2 separate regions of the Homo sapiens genome follow, and region 2 is linked to region 1. A link is a loop called in an ENCODE intact Hi-C map of the cell type or tissue named here. Cell type or tissue: pancreas. All regions are shown on one strand.

Region 1 (8,000 bases):
TCTGAGCCTATGTTCTCTAGACTAATTCACACACGTGTGATGTGCCGATGTGAACGGTTATTCCTGCAGCACTGCAATGATAAAAATTTGGAGCCGGGCGCAGTCGCTCACGCCTGTAATCCCAGCACTTTGGGGGGCCGAGGTGGGCAGATTGCCTGAGGTCGGGAGTTCGAGACCAGCCTGGCCAGTATGGTGAAACCCCATCTCTATTAAAAATATAAAAATTAGCCAGGCGTGGTGGCAGGCGCCTGTAATCCCAGCTACTTGGGAAGCTAAGGCAGGAGAATCACTTGAACCTGGGAGGCGGAGGCTGCAGTGAGCCAAGATCACGCCATTGCACTCCGCCTGGGCAACAGAGCGAGACTCAGTCTCAAAAAAAAAAAAATTGGAAAAAGCTTCAGGGTCCCTCGTTTCAGGCTGGAGTGTGAGCCCCCAGAGCAGAGGGGCCTTGTCTGAGGGCTCAAGCCTTAGAACAGCACCTGGCAGGGGGCGATGGGCAGATGTTAGTTGGATAATGCTTCATCATACCTAGGAATACTGTGCGGCCATTAAAAAATGAAAAGGTGGCCAGGCGTGGTGGCTCACACCTGTAATCTCAGCACTTTGGGAGGCCGAGGCAGGGGAATCACGAGATCAGGAGATTGAGACCATCCTGGCTAACACAGTGAAACCCCGTCTCTGCTAAAAATACAAAAAATTAGCCAGGCATAGTGGCAGCACCTGTGGCCCCAGCTACTTGGGATGCTGAGGCTGGAGAATCGCTTGAACCTGGGAGGCAGAGGTTACAGTGAGCCAAGATTGCGCCACTGCACTCCAGCCTGGGCGACAAAGTGAAACTCCATCTCAAAAAAAAAAAGTTCTTTGTGTCTTGATGTGGAATAAACTTTGAGATGTATCATCAAGAGGGGGGAAAAGAAAGCAACATCCAAATAATGTGTATAGAATGTTATTATTTTATGTTTTTAAAAATGTGGCAAGAAATAGTGTGTGTAGATATTTGCTTCTAGATGAGACTCTCCAGAAGGGGGACTGATGGCACTGGTTCTCCTAGAAAGGGCACCAGGGGACTGGGGACGGGGTCTGGACCCAGGACTCGATATCTTTGTGGACTTTCTGATTTTTGAACCATGCAAATGAATTACCTGTTCAGACACACATGGAGCAATGAGAATTGCACCAAGAGCTACACATCCTTTAAAGCAATTGGAGGAGGAACAGGACTTTCTTCCAAAGGCTGGGGCCAGGCAATGGTGTTGGGTCCCTCAACAAGCGTGTGTAGAAGGCAGACAGGCAGACAGGCAGGCAGACACAACCTACACTTCCACCAGCTGCGAGGACTTGGCACATCTGGGGCCTCAGTTTCCTCATCTCTAAAATGGAGATGATCCTGGCCTTAGAGAGTGTGTGTGAAAAGGAAAGGAGAGAATGCAGGTGTCCAGCACGTGAAAAGTCCTGGCTGACATGGCCAGAGATGAGGGGTCTTTAGTGGGGAGTGCGACAGAGTAGCAGGGAAGGCTTAGGGCCCCAGGTCTCCTGTCCAGCACCCTGGGTGTGATCCAAGTGTCTGCAGCCTGAACTGTCCACTGGGGGCAGGAGGGCAAATCGAACTGGCAGCGGGCAGTCTTCTGCCTTGGCCCAAGGACCTGGACCCCTAACAGTGGGTGGACTAGGGCTGTACAGTCCTTCCTCTCTCTACCTAGATCCCCGCCTTTGCTGTGTGGCCTCCCTGGAGCGGCCTGGGGACTCCCAGGGCTTTTTCGAGCCGAAGGAGCTTCCTCCACTTAGCTCTGTCATCCAGAGGGAAGTCCCATTCATGCTAATGGCCCTGAGCACTCCCTTCTCCTGCACTTCAGGAAGGGTGAGCCTAGTGCCAAGCCATCCCTGCACCCGCACTGTCAGCCTTGCACAGTGGAAACCGCGGGCTGGCAGTCAGGAACCCTGGCTCCTGGTGTGGGCTCAGACACCACTTGATGTGCCACCCTGGCTTTTCCCTTTCTGTCTCTCAGCCTCAGTTTCTTTATCTAGAAAATGGGTGTGGTGCTCATTCTTATCCTCCTTTTCCAGGAGGGCAAAGTGAAAACAACAGAGTTGTGAGTGGTTTGTAAATTATGAACAACTCAAAGCCTGAGGGACTGGGGGAGGGCAGATGCCACCTGAGATCTCCACTCAGAGCACATGTGCATGTGCATGTGCACTGAGGGTCGTCATATGGGAAGGTCCCCCTGCATGCACATGTATGAACACACACACACATACACACGTACACACACACACGTGGGCCAAGCCCTGAACCAGGAATCCAAGGGGAATTGCCACCCCCTCCACCACCCAAAACACACATGCGCATACAGAAATGTGTGCACCTGGCTGGGCGTGGTGGCTCACACCTGTAATCCCAGCACTTTGGGAGCCTGAGGTGGGCGGATCACCTGAGGTCAGGAGTTCGAGACCAGCCTGGCCAACATGGTGAAACTCCGTCTCCACTAAAAATACAAAAATTAGCCGGGTGTGGTGGTAGACACCTGTATTCCCAGCTACTCAGGAGGCTGAGGCAGGAGAATCGCTTGAACCTGGGAGGCAGAGGTTGCAATGAGCCGAGATCGCGCCATTGCACTCCAGCCTAGGTGACAAGAGCAAAACTCCATCTCAAAAAAAAGAAAAGAGAAGAAATGTGTGCACCTGCATGTGCAGTTCCTTATCCCCTGGTGGGCATGCCTGCCCAGTGCTCACATGTGCCACACATGGAAAGCACCCAGAAGCATTTCCTGCCCTCAGCCCAGTGGGGTACCCCAGGTGCAGCCCCACAGGGCCCAGCAAAGGACTCTGGAACCTGCCAGTGTTGTGGCCAGAGGGCAGTTGGGAGGCTGCTCAAGGTTGGCAGGCCTGGCGTGATCCAGTGACAACCTCTCCTTTCTCTTCGCAGGCTGGACAACGTTCATGGCTCTCGGGTAGAACCTAGTGAAACGGCCAGAATGAATTCTATGGACAGGCACATCCAGCAGACCAATGACCGACTGCAGTGCATCAAGCAGGTGGGTGTGGGGCAAGGCACACTCCGAGGGCGGGGCAGATGGGGCGGGCTGCAGCAGCAGGGCATCTGGTGGGTTCTGGCTGGAGACGATGGCAGGGCCTCCTGACCACCTACCTATCGAGGCCGTTATTGGCATGCTGGCACTGACCAGCCTAATGCTGGAATCACATGCCTGGGTTTCAGTGCCAATGCTGCCCTGTCCCTTTCCACACCCTTCCCAGCTGTGTGACGTTGGGCCAGTGTTGTGGCCTCTCTGGGCTCTGTTTATGTGCAAGGATGTAGTGATGCACCTGGCACTTCCATCTCTCTCCCACCACCTCCCTCCCTAGAACTAAGCTCCCTGCCCCTTTGCTCCAGTCGTTCTCAAAAAAAAAAAAAAAAAAAAAAAGTCACAGGCTGGGTGTGGCAGCTTACGCCTGTAATCCCAGAACTTTGAGAGGCCAAGGTAGGAAGATTGTTCGAGCCCAGCCTGGGTAACATAGCAAGACCCTGTCTCAGAAAAAAAAAAAAAAAAAAAAAAAAAGAAAGAAAGAAAGAAGGAAGGAAGGAGGGAGAAAGAAAGAAAAGAAATTAAAGCTGAGAAAATTTAAAAATATTTACTAATTTATTTAAAAATAAGAACCCATTATAGGCTGGACCCAGTGATTCACACCTGTAATCTCAGCGCTTTGGGAGGCTAAGGGAGGAGGATCACTTGAAGCCAAGAATTTGAAACCAGCCTGGGCAACATAGTGAGACCCCATCTGTATTTTTTAAAAAAAGAAAAAAAAAGCCACAAGACAAGAGGTCCTAGGAAATCATATCATTTTACAGGAAAGGAAACAAGTACAGAGAGGGGAAGTGGGTAGCCTGAGTCCACTCAGCCCCTCTGGTGCTGGGAAGACCTAATTCCAGTGAGTGCCATGGTCCCCACCCTGCTGAAGCTCATACCAAGCCCAAGAGGCAAGCTGCCCAGGAGTTCCCCTATTTGGACTGCCGGGAGGTGGGGAACCTTTCACAGGGGCGCCCCCAAGCGGTGGCCAGGAGTGACGTGCCCACCTGCTGGGCCCAGCTCCCACTGCCCAGGCTGGCAGCTTCCCTGCACAGACCCACGAATGTTATTCACTCCAGGAAGGACCAGGTACAGTGAGAGGGGCATGGGCTTTGGTGTCAGACGCCTTGGACCCAAGTGCTCATTCCTTTATGGACCCATGGTGAGATCTCAAGCTAGTCCTCCATTTCTCTGAGCCTCAGCTTCCCCATTTGTCAAATGGGGCCTACCTCGTAGGATGCTGTGAGGATGTTGTGGGTGATGCACGTAGCCCAGCCCTGGTGTGTGGTGTCCATTGTCCTCAGTATGTCAGTGACAGGGAAGGGAGTGCTGGGGCTCAGGCCCCTGGCCTAGGCCAGCTTAGCAGGAAGCTCAGGCAACCAGCATGGGCTGCTGGCCCCTGGGCTTCCGCCAGGCAGAACTCACAGCCCCCTACCCACCCAGCCTTCCCTCCTTGAGGGCCAGGACCCAGACGGAGCCTCCCCAAGGTGCCTGCCCAGTGGAACTGAGGCTGTTCCTCGAGAACGAGGGTTGTGTGTCTTCTTATTAGCATCGAGCAGAGGAATCTTAAAGTCTATGCAGGGTATGTGGAGAGGAAATTGAAGAAGGCTTGTTACAGATTGAACCCAGCCCAAATGGCTCTCCCAAACGCCAATTACACGCCTCTGTTCACCGTGGCAGAATAGAAACCAGACGCCAAGACTCCCTCCTCCCCCACACTCCCTCCTCCCACTCAGGGTTCTGCAGGGCTCTTTCCTAGCTCTACCTTTCACTCCGTTTCTCCCACCCTTGGCTCAGCTGGCAGGGGCCCCGCCCTCCAATGGAATGCTCATGCCTCCTGTGCATGGGACCCTCTGCATGGCAGGCACACCACTCCTGCCGAGACCTGCTCTCAGCCTCTTTCCTCTTGGCACCTAGCTCCGTATCACCAGGGGTCAGGGTGCACCTGACTTCTTTGGCCCTCCCTGGGTCCATCTTGGGCAGAGGCCCACCAGAAGCCCCTCACAGCATGGCACACAGCTCAGTCACCATTCCGTCGCTTACAAACTATGCAGCCTTAAGTTGCCGCTTCACTTCCCTTCATCTATAAAATGGGCATCATAATTAATTCACATTCAACCAGCACATGCCAGAGCCCACACCACCCTCCCTCACCTGCCCCGGCACACACATGCGTGCACACACACAGAGGGCTCTGCTTTTGAGCCAGGCAGTGGCGCATTTGTGAGTGTGCCCAGATGCCCCCTGGGCCATCCAGAGCTCCCTACGTGCTCCATGCCCCTCCTCCCACATCTCCGGTCAGACACAGCTCAGTGCTGACATCTGTCTGCTCCACAGCTGCCCTAGAAGTCAGCCTCGGCTGGCTGGGGACTGTTGATTCTCAGGCATCCTGTAACCTAATCAGAAGAGAAAGGCAAGCATGTGTGCACGAGCTGAGATGACGAGCTGTGCAGACCTCAGGCTGGTAGGGGCTCACCTCTCCACACAGCCTTCCCTTCCTGCCCTCACCTTGGTTGTAGCCTTTGCTGGCGTTCACCAACCCCCACCCTCTGCACCCTGCTGCCCATGTCCCCTCACAGCCTCTATCTAAGCTGCCTTTGCCCCTTCTCAGCCTCTTGGTACTGGGAGAACCAGTGCTCCCTCTCTGCAACATGCCCTTCTCAGAGATCACTGCCACATCCCAGCTCTACATGGAGAGCCCTGCAAATCAGCTCATTCCTGCTCAGCAGCTGCCCTGAACCCCAGGGGCCCTTCTGAGCATCTGTACCCCATCCCTGAGCTTGAACACTTCCTGGGCACCCAGCTGTCTCACCTACTCTGCTCTGTCTCTCTGGAGCTATGGGCCCTGTAGGAATACATCAGGTCTCCCACCAGGTTGAGCTCCTTGGGGGCAAAGGACATGCCATATTCATCTCAAAATCACAGAGTCTAGCATAGCATCCAGCTCAGAGTGGGGCCCAGCTATTTTAGGTGGGCTGAGGAGAGGGGTGGACTGATAGATGGATACATAAGAGAATGGATGGATGGACATATGGGCAGATAGTTAGATGGGTGGGTGGGTGGACGTGTATAGATGATGAATGGATAAATAGATGAATGAACAGATAGGTGGGTGACTGGATAAATTAACTTCTGGATGAATGGGTAGATAGGTAGATGAATGAAGGGATGGATGAGTGGTGGATAAAGTGGTGAATGGATGAATGGGTGGGCTGGCAAGGAGACAGATGGATGAATTGATTCATTTAGGATGGATGGATGGATGGATGGATGGATACACGCATAGATGGATGAATGGATGAATCACTTGATTCACAGATGGACTGGTGGACAGATGGATTGATAAGATGAATTCATCATTTCAAGGCATTGGTGTGCCCTGTTCCTGCCCCAGCAGACTCAATGGCATTGGATATAGCCCAACTCTTCTGAGGAATTATAGAGATGGGCAGGCTTTCTGATGGGGGACAGAGTACTAGTGTCCAGTAACAGCCATAATTAGGGAGGCCTCTGCCTATGATTCAAACATGTGCTCCCATCCCCAGCCCATCAACGGCTGGCCAAGCTCACCCCTGCCCTGCCCTGGCCCCTCCCTCCACCTCCCACTGGGGCTCATTCTGCAGTGGCCATGTTGCTGGCCTACACAGCAGGCTCACCATCCTTTGGACAGTTAACTGCTCCCCAATCATTTCCCATGGGGTTCAGCCTTGTGCCAGCCTTTGGGGTTCCAGAGGTGAACAGGAGGCTGTTTCTCCCCTCAGGAGGCTCAAAAGAGAAACAGAGAACCGTGGAGGGGCCCTGGCATCAACAGCAGTAGCAGTCTTTCCCTGGGCTCCTGCTCTGTAATGAGTTCCTTGTCGTTTCTCAACTTTGCGGCAGCCCTGAATGCCATCACTACCCCGTTTCACAGATGAGGGTCTGATGTGCAGCAATGTCTCCTGGGCTGCATGGCTCAGCAGCTGAGACGGGGTTTGGACCATGTCTGTTCTGCTTATCTCACTAGATCACTTTGTCTCTCTGTGCACTTCAGTCACCTCTTGGTTGAAATAGGTGACAAGGGCACAGAGAGGGGAGGGGGCTTGACCAAGGCCAAAGAGCTGCACAGTAGCCATCATTGTATTCCCAGCACTTTGGGAGACGGTGGTAGGAGGACTGCTTGAGCTCAGGAGTTTAAGACCAGCCTGGGCAACATAGCAAGACGTCGTCTCTGTTAAAAATTAACAACAACAACAAAAAGTAGCCAGGCATGGTGGTGCACACCAGTAATCCAAGCTACTTGGGAAGCTGAAGTGGGAGGATCACTTGAGCCCAGGAGATTGAAGCTGCAGTGAGCTATGATCGCACCACTACCCCCCAGCCTGGGTGACAGAATGAGACCCTGTCCAAAAAAAAAAAAAAGCCAGCAAAGGGGACACTTGATGTTTTCTTCAGCAATGAGGTGTACCCACAGCCTACAGGCCACACAAGCTGTCTGGGGTGAGCTCTGAACGCTGGTGAGATACTGAAGGCTGGGCACTCGGGTGCCAGAACCAGACTGGGCCTCTGAGATGGACCTCAGAGGCTACCCCTGCACCCAGAGCCCCAAAGTGGGGTGCTGTGACCAGCTGGGGGCAGGCAGCTCTGAGGCAGCATGCAGTGGCTCCTGCCCCTGCTAATTTGGTGTGACATCACTGAAATAAACAGAACAACTCGGTTAGCAGGGGTGGCTGGTGGGCAGGAATCAGCTGATTTGCATGGCTTTCCACGTGCAGCCTAGATACCACCTGTGGCCTCTGAGGGGCATGCTTTAGAGAAAGGGCACAGGAGGCAGAGGTGAGGACCCGCCGCTGCCCTCTCAAAGGGCTTGTTTCTGTATGTTGAAATTACTCCTGTCTCACACAATTCAAATGCAGGGAGCACTGCCTTTGCAGAAGGAGCCAGGGCTGAGAGCGGCCACAT
Region 2 (8,000 bases), 980 kb before region 1:
AGTTCGAGAGTCAGCTCAGCTGCTCAGGCAGTTGTATGTTGTTGTGGGCCTCCATTTCCCCATCTGGGAAATGAGGAGCTGGTTGGGATGATTACCGTGGGCATGTCAGGACTGTGCCCCAGGTGGTGGATAACGCAGCTGGCCTCTCCCTGGATGTCTATTCAAGGACCATGCCTATGTGGGGTCTTGACTGGGTGCTGGGGAAGGAGGAGATGTAAGTCTTCAACCGAGAACCTGTTCTAAAGAGGCAGTTTTCCTTCCAGCACCAACAAAGACAGAGTGAAATGGGAGCTCAGTGGGGGAGGAATAATTGTGAATGCAGTCTCAGAAGGCTTCCTGGAGGAAGAAGGGATGAGTGGTGCCAGGGTAGATGGGGTAGAGTGTCTGAATGGGGCTCTGTGCAGCAAGAGCAGTGATGAGGATTGTGAATAAAGTGGGCTGCAGGGGTTGTGAGTCTGTGATAGAACAGTCTGGATTCCAGCATCTGCTGGCACTGGCCACTCTCCAGGGGACACGGATTCCCATAGAGCTCAGGACTGTTGGGGGCTGCCTGGATTCCCCTCTCCCCCCGCCCTGGCCTGCTGTGGGAGGGATAGAGCTAGTGTGCTCAAAAATGTTTAACGGTTCCCTGTAAACGTCCCCATCGTGACCGATTCCACAATACCAATGTGACATCACCAAATGCAGAGTTGGGAAGAGATGAGCACACTTGACTCTCAGGAGTGGGTGTGAGCTGCCTCCAGCACACCGCAGGTTGGAGTCCAGTGTAAACCCAAGGAGTCAGGTCAGAGACCCACATGGTGTCAAGACTCAGAAGATAAAGGATGGAGTAGCACACATGCCACCTCCACTCCTACTTGTGCCTATGGCAGACATCACTAATCAATTGTGTCTCTGCTAAGCTCAGAATTATTCTCATCTGAGTGCTCCAGGCAGTCGCTAGCAATTGATTACAGTTGGCATACAAAATGACAGTTCTTTGCCATTGCAGATCTAGGCTAACCTCCACATTGTACACATGGGGGAAACTGAGGACCAGATAGGGAAGGAGACTCTCTTGAGGTCATCCAAACAGTTTGGGAAAGCTGAGGCTGGAAGGCCAGTGGCTCACCTCACAAGCTGGCACTCCCCTGTCCTCCCACACTGTCTTTGCTGTTGACAGCAGCAGTAACAAGGGAAAGGAACCTTGTTCCTAAGAGAGGTGGCCTTGGGCCTGGGCTGAGCATCTTATCTTCCCTGAAGTTCCTACCTCGAAGACAGGGATGAGTGCTGTCCTAACCGCCAATTCTCATTACAAAGACGTGTCTGCAGCAAATGGCCATTTTCCCTTTGTGCCCTTCCTTGGGGCATGTGTGTGTGTGTGTGTGTGTGTTTGCGTGTGTGTATGCAGATTTACACAGCCCTGCCCACAAGAATGGACATGTTTTTAATTCCCATAAGCTAGAGACAAACTTGGGGACCTTCCCAGAGAGCAGTGGTCCCTCCTGAGCACCCCTGTTTGTCCCCAGGTTTATCATCAGAGCAGGCACTGGCTCGTGGTTTATCCTGCGATGGACTCTGGGCAAGTCTGCTCATGGCTGCGAAGCGTTGGGCCCACTCTGTTTCCGTCACCTTTATTCTTTTCTTTTTCACTTCGCCACACTCAGATATCATCTCTCTGGCCAGCCCTCCCTGATCCCTGACCCCAGCCCTCTCCTCTGCTTCGAGCTTCCCTCTGGCTTTGTGCCATCACCTGGGGTTGTGGGATGATATGCCTTCATGCCTGTCTCCCTCCTGGACTGGGCGTTCCCTGAAGGCAGGGCTGGGCTTCCTTTTAGCGGAGTCAGCCTGTGATCGTGGTTGAGTTTACCCCAGCAGCTCCCTTTGCCTCTCTCCAGAGTTGTCCTCTTACTGTGATTTGAATCCAGGATTCTTGGATCCGGAAAGAGACCTGGGGACCTTGTGGTCATTCTTGCATTGTTCCCTGGGTGTCCACCAGCTGGGGTTTTAGTTCTAAGCCACAGAAAAGGAGTGTGGCTGATGTAAGTAGACGGTTTAGTGAAAGGTTAGCGTGTACTCGCTGAATTGCTGGGAGCCCGAAGAACCAGGTTCAGGCAGGAGGCAGGGGGCCCGGATGGCAGGCAGGATCACAGCTGCAATTTTGCCACAAGGCTTTCTGGGAGGACACTGCCAGGCCGGGGCACTGGACAGTTTTGCAGCCTTGAGGCCATGTGGCCTTTGGAAACAGGATGTTTGTGCAGCTGCTGCAGCCATCACAAGAATGGAACCTCTTTTACCTGCATGTCCTCAACTCAGATTCAAAATTGCCAGGCAGCTGCCTCTGACCTGTGGAGCCAGGTCACCCGCCACACCATAGCTGCCAGGGGCTAGTGGGCAACTGAGGCTTAGCCCCGCCATGAGTCCCTGAGAGGATGCATGGGACACACCTCGCCATCGCCCCCACTGTGGGGTGAGGGAGCCCAGGCAGGCACTTACCAGTTCCTGTCTCTTGCTTGGTAAAGGCTGTTCCTGGGGTGTGTCAACTCCCTGGCACTCTGCCGTGCCATGCACACAGGGCAGAGGTGATGTATTCCTCCAAAGTCTCCCCAGGAACATGAGGGGTTTCAGGGGAGTGGAGGGACTGAGGATGGACCCTGAGGCTCTGCTGCCCCTACCCCCAGCTTCAGCTTGGGTTCTGCTATGTTCACTGTACTTCTACGTGGGGGTTTGTGGAGACCAATCTCATATTATACTAAACGTCGACACCCATTTGGTCCAACACTGAGGTGTTTGGAGGCCCTAATAGGGGTTCAAGGTCACAGTGAGTGAGCGAGTGGCTGTGGTGCATGAACCCAGGTCCCCTGATGCCCCACGCTGGCCCCTCTGGCAGCACCTCAGCCTCTTACACCAGAGCCCACACCCCTCATTGTCAGGAGGGCCTTCAGTGGCTGGGCTTATTTGGAAATGGGACTTGGAGCTGGATTGTCCCTGTGCAGGGTTCACACACCCACAGACAGTTAGCTCTGGGAGGGGTCTTAGAGACCCCTGGCCCTGTTCTTACTTATGCAGAGAGAAGGCAGAACCTCCTTGCCCAGCACCCCTCCGGGGACTTCTGGAAGATATTTGGCGAGGTGTTCACGGCTCACCTCCCTGCAGAGGAGAGATCATTATCAGTGCTGCCTGGCCGCCATCAGCACCACAAGGAAATAGGCACGTCTGGTCGTGGGAGTCACCTAACTCATGGCTGGTCATTGGAGGCTTATGGGCAGGGCTCCAGGAATGCCATCTTGCAGGGGAAGAGTGGGCAGGTAGCTGGTCATCTACCCCTGGGCTGAGGCAGGAGGCAGCCAGCTTCAGCTTACGGTGAGTGTTACCCTTCATGGCTGGGGCAAGGAGATGGAGTGGGTTTGGCTCATCTGTCTCTGCTTCCTCCATAGCACAAGGCTGGGCCAATGTGCTGTGTGTGGACACGTCCATGTGTGCAGGATGGAACGAGTTGCCCTCCCTATCATCTCGTGACCTTGCTCATGATACTTAGCTTCTCTGAACCTTGATTTCTTCATCTGTAAGATGATGGTGCCCTTATTGGATTGTTGTGAAGTTTAGGTGAGAAAGGCGTGAAAGTGCTTAGCCTGGAGGCTGGCACAGAGTAAAGTTCAATACACACTAGATAGTAATATTATGACCTCCTAATTTGTAAGCTAGGGAGGCAGTGCCTGCCTTGCAGGGTTGGCTGGAGGATTAAATGAGATGGTCTACATAAATGCTGAGCACAGGTTTTGGCTCATAGTACAGCTGGCTGGTCATGCATGTTAACATCACAAGGGGAAGGTTCTGCCAGTGGAGTGAGACATGGGCTCCTGGATGCCACTTTCTTGATGCACGCTTGAGACTTTTACAGACCCCTTTAATTTTAAATTCTGTTTTGTGGCTCATCTCAATAAGGTGTATCAATTAAGATACTTCCAGCTGCATGTAATGGAAAAACCGAGTTGGAATGACTTAAATAAAAAGGAGGTTTAATTTTGCACGTTACAAGAACAGTAGAGTGATAGTAGAGTTTAGTGATTAAGGCAGAGCTTAGAGCTCAAAGCCAGACTGCCTGAGGTGAAATCATTGCTAGCTGTATCACCTTGGGCCAGTTAATTAACCTCTCTGGGCCTCAGTTTTCACATCTATAAAAGGGACTAGCAATAGTACCTTGCTCACTTGGCTCTGGTGAGGATTAAATGGGTTGCCAAATGCAAAATGCTTAGAACAGTGCCTGGCGCAGGGGAAATGCTATGTTAGTGTTGGCTGTCTATTTATACCAGAGTTGGGATTGTTCCAAGGCTCATCAATTTTGGGGTTCAGTGATATAAACAAGGTATCGATTTTTTTTCCATTGTCTACTTTGCCACTGTCAATGTGTTGATTTTGTCCTCAGTTTTATGCCTTCCTCATTCAAGAAAATTGCAGCTGAACCAAGCATCACTGTCCAGAGCCAGAAGACAGAATATCTCTTCTTTTTGGGGAGAGAAAAACTTTCTCCAGTGGTGTTCTTGACACCTCATTGGCTGGAAAGGGGTCAAATGCCTAGGTTAACTACTTGGGGGAGAAGAGAATGGAATTACTGTGATTGCCCGAGTCTGGCCAAGCTTCATCCTCCTGAAACCACTCGTACTTGGACTAACTTGGAGGTCCGCAGTGAGGAAGAGGGGGTGGGATGGTGAATCACCTAGTAATGTCTGACTCAGGGTAACGGGGTGTGGGGACACAGCCACATAGCAAAGAATCTGCTATCATACCAGGCTCTGCTCTGCAGGGCCTGATACAAGTTTTTGGCTAGTCCTGAAAGCCTCTCTGGTCTGGTGCTGGCTGCCATCTAGTCTGCGAAAGGTGGCTCAGATGGAGGCCTGGGTAAGAGCGTCCAGGAGCTGAACTAAGTCCTTATCTGTGGTGGTGCACATAAATAACAACTTCTATTTATTCAAACTGACTTTCTCCCACTATGATCTAGGAGGCAGATATTATTTTTATATTCATTTGAAGACGAGAGAGCTGAGGCAGGGGGAGAGTAAGTGATGTGCTTTGGCATATACTATTGGTGCCCCACCCACAACCCTTTGGTCCTTCTTGGAGGTCACCTGTAGCCATGGTGGACAGTGGCTGACTTGCTTGTGTGCAAGGTGGCCTGGGCGTGCCGGGAAGTTAATGCCCAGAGTGACAACCCTCAGGAAGTGGGGGAGGGGAGTTGATGGATAAACACCCCAGCTTCCTCACCATTAGGGGACAATTCCTAGCTGTGTTCGGCAGTCTCTTGAGGTGTGTGTGGCAGTAACCTGCTCACAAGTGCATATTAGTGTGGCTTTTCTGTCTTCCTTGTCTGATTTTCATTTGTTCTCATCTGGACTTCCCGGGATCACTTCACCCAAATCCTGGGCTCAGGGGCTGCTTCTGGTATAACCCAAACTAAGGCCCTTGTCCAAGATTGCAGGGTTAGCAAGAGATGGCGCAGGGATACACACCAGGCCAGCCAAACTTGAGCCTGAGCTCATGACCAACAAGCCACTCCTCTTGTCGTTGGAAGAACTGTGAAAGAAACAGGAGAGCCCCAACCTCAAACCCCAAACCCCACTCGACTTCAGCCAGACCAGTGCTCATGGTGGTAGCGAGCTGCCTGTACAGTAACCAAGCCCAGTGTTTCCTGCGGCGAGGGCCTGCTGGGCTCTGACAGCCAGTGGTAGTGGCTCATAAACTGCCTGATGGGATGGGACCAGTGACCCATGAACTGAATCTGAGGAACAATTCGGCCTTCCCCAGCCGGCTGCAAAGGAGCGATTATGGACCATCCAGGAAATAATACATTTCATGGAAAAGACCGTAATTACGGAGTATTGAGTAAATAATATGTGCTTTTTAAAAGTCTGCAATTATGTATTTATCCTATCTGTAATTAGGGAATTTTTAAAGGGCGCATTATAGGTAATTTAAAAATAAAATAATGACACCACTCAAAACAAACAGCCCCAAACAAAGACAATTCAGGCCACCCCAAACTTGGTTCAGTGGTGATTTCAGGGGTAACCGCTGTCCTGGGCTTCTGGGGAAATCAGATGGTCCATGATTGTCCTGGGTGGGTGAGGTCAGCTTGACCCCAATCTTGGCTTGATGTCTAGAAGTTCCTCAGTGCTAACATTCTATCTTTGACTAGCCTCAATCCTCAGAAATCTCTTCCTCTGGTGACAGCCAAGTGACTACTGCGTGTTGGCAGCATTTCTCACTCTTATTCTTCTAGAAACTTTAAGGCTGCCCTGTCTGATGCAGTAGCCATGAGACACATGTGGCTATTTAAATTTAAATGAATAAAAACTTAAAAAATTTAAACACTCAGTTCTTTAGTTGCACTAGATGCATTTCAGGTACTCAGTAGCCACACATGTGTCAGACAGTACAGGCATGGGATATTTCCATCACTGCAGAAAGTTCCAGTGGACGGTGTTGCTTTAGAATCTACAGCTCACGTATGTAGTAGATTGCTTACGTGGTGTAGACCTGGTCTTGAACAAATGCAGTGAAAGAAAGCTTGCTCTTTTTTCTGAAGTTTCTTCCCCACTGGAGAGACCCAACGTTACTTCTCCCTTCTTTTACACGTACTGTTTTATATTGACTTCCCTTAACGAGCGGGGAGGCTTGTCTCATTCATCTTCATGACACCCCATCCCAAGCCAGGATCTAGAATATGTATGTTGGTAGAGAAGCACTGGCTCAAAACTTTTGTGAACATTTTTCTCCATTCCTCATCTTGTTGTTTTGCAGCTCAATGTCCACCTCTGTCTTATCGCTCTTAGGCACATCAATGACAAACTCTTGGCCAAGGTCGTACTGGCATGCTGGAGGTGATGCAGGTGATGATGGTGACAGTTATGATGGCAGTGGTGGTGGAATTGGAGGTCATGATGGGCAGGGTGGTGCTAGAAATGTTAGGGTGGTGGTAGAGGTAGTGGTGAAGGTGATGTTGGTGATGGCGTTAACAAAGGTTGGGCCATGATTGTATCGACATGGTGGAAATAGCTGAGGTGTTGACAATGGAGGTGATGAGGGTGGTGGTAATGGAACTGAGACCTTCTATGTGTGAGACCCAGTGGACACTGGGGTGGAAAGCCAATGCTTGTGGAATGAGGGGATGGATGGGTAGGGCCTGTCCTGAGTCTCTGGCTGGCCAGCTGTGAGTCGCAGCCCCAAGCCATTCCTTCTGAGCTTCAGGCTCCTTTTCTGTAAAATTCATGAGCGGACATTTAATTTTTTAATTAAAAACTCTGATTTTTTTTAATAGTGGATATATTTACATATTTGAAAATAAAAATAAAATGAGAGGATTGTCGAGTGAAATGCTCCTTCTGCCCCATCTGTCCATTCCCTCCCTCTTAGCTAGACACTGCTATCAATTTCCTACATCCTGAAGAGTTTCTTTTGAATGTGTTTACTTTAAAGCAAACACATATGTTCGTTTCCTTCCTTTTGCACCAGTGGTAGCATAGTGAACACACTGCTTTGTGCTTTGCTTTTTAAGTGGTGTTTTAAGCTATAAGATACAAGATACCTGTGTGACATCTGAGATAGTCTCTCTTTTTGAAAGATATACACCCCAAATTCATAAGGTCTTTGAGAACAGTGACTGTGCTCCCTTCTTCTTAGCTGACCTCAGGCCATGCCCATGGCTGGGAATGGCACGGTGGAGCACAGACTTCTGGAGTCAGTAGAGTCACATTCTTGGTAAGCTTGGAGACCTCTGCTTTCATAGCTGCAAAATGGGGACAATAATAGTCCCTGCCTCAAAGAGTTGTGGTTGAGATGAGTTGATTGGAGTGCTGAGTCTGCAGCCCTCTGCTTAGTGTCTGGCACAGAGTAGGTGCTCAATAAATGGTAGAAATGGTGACTCCCTGAGGTGAGTGCCATCAGTGTGTCTGTGAAGGGGTGGGCTGCGGGGCTGGCTCAGAGGACCTGACATCTCCCCTTTAGCTGGTGGGGCTGGCAGGATG

What was found. A loop is a pair of places that touch in the nucleus more often than their neighbours do. Peaks named below come from ENCODE experiments on the same cell type or tissue, not always from the same donor. Only the 100,000 strongest peaks of a DNase experiment are listed, where the experiment ranks them.
Region 2: a loop joins it to region 1, with 2.2 times the contacts of the local background. A loop is called at or near these places in 71 of 110 quality-filtered maps.

Annotation. Positions count from the first base shown.
Region 1 is chr10:79,198,661-79,206,660 of GRCh38, forward strand. It overlaps ZMIZ1 (zinc finger MIZ-type containing 1), which reads left to right. Exons shown (of 25, transcript NM_020338.4): 5 at 2,924-3,032. The coding sequence starts at 2,973. Among named protein-coding and RNA genes, the nearest start is that of ZMIZ1, 130 kb to the left of the region's middle. RefSeq lists enhancers at 2,323-2,823, 2,824-3,324, 7,640-7,689. In pancreas, no CTCF peak of the experiment used is centred here; a DNase peak (open chromatin) is centred at 4,051.
Region 2 is chr10:78,220,114-78,228,113 of GRCh38, forward strand. No RefSeq gene overlaps it. Among named protein-coding and RNA genes, the nearest start is that of LINC00856, 25 kb to the right of the region's middle. In pancreas, no CTCF peak of the experiment used is centred here; no DNase peak of the experiment used is centred here.